Regions from separate parts of the Homo sapiens genome. Here region 2 is linked to region 1. A link is a contact called in ENCODE Hi-C or POLR2A ChIA-PET data. All regions are on one chromosome and are shown on one strand. Each heading gives the region's core, a stretch centred on a gene start or an enhancer-like site at or near the end of the contact. The rest is flanking DNA. Distances are from core to core; before and after follow the strand shown. Region 1 holds the start of SLC9A2 (solute carrier family 9 member A2). Region 2 overlaps SLC9A2 (solute carrier family 9 member A2).

What was found. Hi-C counts contacts between places; a loop is a spot of excess contacts on that map. ChIA-PET counts read pairs that join two places held with the same protein, here RNA polymerase II (POLR2A). Pooled maps may share reads with other maps.
Region 2: a map of PC-9 shows a loop between it and region 1 (9-fold over the local background). The contact joins the enhancer-like site here to the promoter of SLC9A2 in region 1. A Hi-C loop is called at or near these places in 5 of 168 maps with a recorded cell type or tissue (Caco-2, K562, PC-9 and 2 more), 3 of 37 single-sample maps with no recorded cell type and 5 of 50 pooled maps. POLR2A ChIA-PET finds 5 or more read pairs at or near these places in 2 of 52 experiments (OCI-LY7 and PC-9).

The regions. Positions count from the first base shown.
Region 1 is chr2:102,618,110-102,620,809 of GRCh38, reverse strand. SLC9A2 (solute carrier family 9 member A2) reads right to left here and starts at 1,257. Exons shown (of 12, transcript NM_003048.6): 1 at 673-1,257. The coding sequence starts at 961. RefSeq lists a silencer at 1,540-1,649.
Region 2 is chr2:102,658,771-102,661,470 of GRCh38, reverse strand. The region is part of intron 2 of SLC9A2 (solute carrier family 9 member A2); the gene reads right to left. Among named protein-coding and RNA genes, the nearest start is that of SLC9A2, 41 kb to the right of the region's middle. Within about 2 kb of position 1,286, at least 3 of the 41 ENCODE cell types and tissues checked have a DNase peak (open chromatin) inside an H3K27ac peak, as active enhancers do.

The DNA of each region.
Region 1 (2,700 bases), core at 8-2,507:
GTCTGGGCCTCCCAGTGTGCTGGGATTACAGGCTGGGCCATTGTCCTGGGCCCAGAGTTAATTATTTTTAAATATGCATCTCACCTCACTGGCCTCAGCCACCCCGAAGCAAAAGCTTCCTGGAGAGTGACAGCCTCAACCCAATAGAGGGAGGAGAAAGGGCGTTCCTATTGCAGCTGCAAGCACTCAGGTGTCCCTGGTCCCCTTCCATGCACCTCATTAGTCAGGCGCACAGCAGGGTCTGTGTCACTGCCAAGGCGCCTCTCTCCTGTAGCATCCAGGGTTTTAACCACATTATGCATAGCTCCGGGGTTCGTCGGCACCTCTCTCCCTGCAGGTGAGACTGGTACACTTCAATAAACAGATCTCACTCAACTTAAGCAGAGAGCTGACAAACTTGGCGTTCCGTGCGGCAGAAGTAAGCAGCAATCGCTGAGTTTGTAGAACTTACACTTGGGGCCATTTCAAGGCCAATGTTCCCTTAAGAACCAAAACGCGAAACTGCTCTTCCAAGGGTCCTTTTCAACCAGAAGAAGCTGCTCCATCTGTCGTCCCTGCCCTGATTCAAGATGAGGCGGTCACTATCTAGAGGTCAGCTGGCTGACCCGGTCACCCTCCAGGTGTCCCCCCGAGATCGCCCCCTCCCATTCCCCACAAGTCCAGTTCGCTCACCAATCTTGGCCAGGGAGGCCAGCAGGATCCAAAGGGTGATCTCGAAGGGGATCTGCACGTGGGGGTAATCCAGCGTAAACACAGGCAGCCGGCTCTCCTCGAACAGCGTCGTTCCGGGAGCCACCACGCTCGCAGGGCTAGGCGGGCTGGAACTGGTGCCCATGGCCCTCGGCGCGTTCAGCAAGGTCTCCGCCAGGGCGCCCACGGGCCCCGCCACCTGCAGGAGCAGCAGCAACAGCATCGGAGGCAGTGGCGCCCGCAGGCTCCTCCAGTTGCCCAGTGGTTCCATGGGTGCCGCCGGTTGCCGCCAAGGGGACCGGCGGTTGGCCCTCCGAGCGCTCAACGCATCGCGCCCGGGCTGCTCAGCCCGCTCCGCCCTGCCCCGTGCAGGGCAGGGCAGCGACAGCCACCCGCCGCTGCTGCGGCACCGGGTCTCTGCAACCAGAGGGCTAGGTCCTCGCTGCGAGCAGGCGCACTGCCTGGCGAGGCACGTGCAGGGCGACGAGAGGCCGCTGCGCGTACCCTCAGCAGCCCTCAGCCGCCCTCCGCCGCCGGCCGCCTGCCCATGCCGGTGCGCTGCTCTCCAGCCGCAGCGGCAGGCCCTGCCCAGGGCGGCCCGCGGGCGGGGGCGGGGCGGGCGCGGCGCCCAAGCCGCAGGGCAGGAGGACAAGGGGACCTGGCCGGCACACCGCGCACCTGCCCGAGCCCGCGGGGAACGCGGGGCCCCAGTGACCGCGGGGGCGATGGCTGCCCTCCCTTCGCGCAGGCACCGCGCGCCAAGACCCGCCACCCCCAGAGCCAGCGAACTGTGGGTGGAATCGCCGCAACGGGCGCATGGTGGCCGGAGCTGTCTCCGCCCCGGAGGCAGCGTCGGACGTCCATCCAGTGAAGGAACCAGCGCGACCCACGAGTCGCGCCCTTCCCTCCTCCCCCGCCCCCGCAGGCTCCTCCAAGGGGACACCCCGGTGCGCTGGGCGCGCGGGGAGGCGCCACAGGCTCGCGGTCCGGAGGAGAAGCCCGGGCCGGTGGAGGAGGAGTGCTGTCACCCCAGCCTGGCGCTGCGGAGGCCAAGACAAGGCATGGGATTCTCTGGACGTACAGAAAGTTTAGGAAAGCCAAATTTTGTTTCCTTTCCGAGAGTTATCAACTCGCGCACAAGGTGCTCTGAACAGGGAAACTCCCTGCGCGGAACTCAGTGTTCCCACGCCCCCACGGAATCGGAATCCTGTTCTCTCCTCTTGCCACATTGTGCTGCTTTCACCCATTTGCTACACTGTCGCTGCCACTTTTCTTCTCCCTCCCCCAGCTCACGTAAAAAAAACCAAAACATCTTTCTCCGCTTTTAGGCTTAGAGGTGTACATGTCCAAGAGCATAAGAAATATAATTATTTCATGGAAAACCAGTGATTTGCCTCGCTCAGATTGACTTGCTCCGCTAATTACAGGACAGGCTGTGGTCAGGAAAAGAAAGGAAGCGTGATTCTTCTTCTGGATCTAAAAGGGCTTTCTCATGCAGAGCCAACCTTTCCTGTCCTTCAGAGCGCCTCCTTCACTGGTTGCGATCTCACTGTTTGAGCATCTTTATCGCCAGAAACCGAAATGAGCACAAAGGGGACTAGTTGCCATTCAATTAACTGAAAGTTTTCCCTTTGATATTTATGAAATAAAATCCTTCTCTTTTCTTAATCTTTGATGTGTCAAAACACGTGGCTTCTACTATTAAACAAACACCAGGCAGTTCGACCTTCAAAGCCGTTTTTTTTTTTTTTTTCTTTCAAAGTTCTAACATAGAAAATCAGTGAGATGTCAGCAGAGGGTACAAGAAAAAAAAATCCTCCACCTGCATAGAAGAAAATAAGGAACAGTCCTCTTTGGGTCTTCAAAGTAATGGAGGGACAAGTCCAGGCTAAAAAGAGAGAAGAATTCTGGGAGATGTTACAGAGCACTACTTCATTTGATATTTCACAAAGCATCAGTTTTTCAAAAGCGCTACAGAATTGAAACTAAAGATATTATCTTGAGAAGAAT
Region 2 (2,700 bases), core at 37-2,536, 41 kb before region 1:
TATGAAATTTTAGAACTATTCTGCTGTTTGCAAAATCAAAATTAAGATCCAAGTGGTCACTGCTTACCCTCCATCTTCCTAAAGTTACTTTCCACTCCACAGCACACAGTGACTGGGCCTCTGGGGTCCATTACTGGCTTCTCTCTACAGAGCCAGCTCTCCTTAACCAAGCCCGGTTATGAGCAGATGGAGGAAACTCTTTAAGTCTTCTCGGAAAATTTATTAGAATATTCAGTGGCTGCATTAACATGTTCTAGAAATCATCTGAAAAATCTTTGCCTAATAGGGAAATTTTGGAAAGTTTTCATGCAACATTTATTCTAACGGAAAACACCACAATCCTATTTAAAAATCACACGTTTATTTTTTTCAATTGTCATGTCTCTAGTTACTTCTAATCTACTACAGCCCTGTACAATAGCATGAAGTGTTTGATCTGCATTTCTTTTGCTTTGAGACATTTTCATGCTAAGTTTTCTTCGCTTCAGCTTTTCTAGCTCAATGTTGAATTTATCATAATTTGGGAAAGGAGTTAATGGCACTAACCTACCATGTTACCCATCCTCGAGATTATATACTGTGACAATGAATTTTCTCCGATTAACCTCTATTCTTCTATCTGCAACTCCTAGTGACTCATCGTTTTTGCCGTATGCATCATGGTCCGTATTTTTAATACCTTTCCAAAGTCCGTGAGTTCCTTAAACTAACCCCTATTCTTCTATTTGCAACTCCTAGTGACTCACAGTTTTTGCTGTATGCATCATGGCCCATATTTTTAATACCTTTCCAAAGTCCATGAGTTCCTTTAACCTCTCCTACAGATAAGCCTGAATGAATGAATCAAAGAATCTTCCACAAAACATCTCCACCTCTATTCTTTGAAGGTACCTGACTAGGAGATAAAATTAGAATTTTTGACACCATTGTTCTAATTATTCTTAACACACGCTCAATTCAGTACAGTACTCAGACAATTCAGCGAGAGAAACGTCTAGTAGTTTATTCTTTGGCAAACCTGTGGGCATGCCCTGATATCTTGTGGGTCTGGCTTTGAGAGTCCATGGACTCTCAGCCAGGGCAAGTAAGTTACCAAGGGAGGCTCTTAGATATGAAACCACGACAGTGGTTCTGACTGACAGGCTCTGGCCATTCCTTGATAAGAGCTTCCACCTCAAAGCACCAGCCAGGGCCTTGCTCTGTCTGTGCCCTTCTTCTGAGTAGAGTGACAAGCTCTCACTTTGGCCGCCTGCCTTCCCTGGGTCAGCCCTCCCTTTCTTTCCATAAAACCACAGTTGTGCCTCTGTGCCTCCTGAGAGGAAGCACAGGGTGTGTGTCTGGATGGCCTGCTACCTTTGCATACTCTAAACAGTGACTTAGCCAGACCCTATCCTGAGATCTGATTTGGGACAAACTCAAAGAATGGACCACGGAGATGTCTGAATAAAAATTTGATCAGAGGTGGGAAAGCAGTGTGGAGGCCTGGTGTGTCATTCTGAAATGAATTTGACTCTACTGAGCTGCCCTAGAAGGACTGCAACAGGAGCTTTTATTTCTTTGTAAAGTTCCCTTTGCACTAAATAGACTTACTCCAGGAATTCCCATTCAAAGGTCCTCAGTCTCCCTCGACAGGGTAAAATTTACGTATCGAGCATAAGTCAGAATGGAAAACTTCATGCCTTCTGCCTCTGGAAATTAGAATGAGTTATAAAATGTCTCTACTATTATGGCAGTTTCCCAGTTAAAATTTAATATTGCTAAGTTAATGACTACTCAGTTCATGAATAATGGAATATATGAAGCGGATTTTGTTACTTAAGTGAGGTAACTTAGCTGTCTTAAAATATCTATACTACAAATTGTGATCAATAAATTATCTTCTATACAATAATGTTCACATGAAGTTAATGGATGTCCTTAGAGATGACATTTTATTCATTCTGAGGATTTGCTTTTGCAGTAGAATACAAGCTAACAGAGAATAAATCGGTTTCTATGTAGACTTTTATTTTATTATTATTATTATTATTGAGATGGAGTCTCACTCTGTTGCTCAGGCTGGAATGCAGTGGTATGATCTTGGCTCATTGCAACCTCCGCCTCACTGGCCCAAGCGATCCTCTCACTTCAGCCTCCCAAGTAGCTGGGATAACAGGCGCTCACCACCATGCCCAGCTAATTTTTTTTTTTTTTTTTGTATTTTTAGTAGAGACAGGGTTTCACCATGTCGGTCAGGCTTGTCTCGAGCTCCTGACCTTCAAGTGATCCACCTGCCTCAGCCTCCCAAAGGCATGAGCCTCCCAGAATTATAGGCATGAGCCTCTGCACCCGGCCTACTATGTAGACTTTTAAATGAGTCAGGAATGGCATTTTAATGATAAGAGCAAATGGAGAGGGAATTAAAAATTAAGTCCTTTAAACACAGTCTTTTTCTGCCTCGCTTTTCTTATCTGAATAATGGGAGGAATGCCTGTTTCATAATTTGTTATAGAGACCTGAGCACAAAGTGAGCATTCACAAGTTAGTGGCTATCATTACTGTCACCTTTACTACTACCGAGCTGTGGCTAACAGAAAACAGCATCATCAGTGCTCCCTAACTGATTTATCAATTGAGCATCACTTGAGTGTCTTTAACTGGTGGACACAGAGCTCTTTGGAGGTATGTGGGTAAAAGGAGAGGCTTTCTCATCCCTTCTCT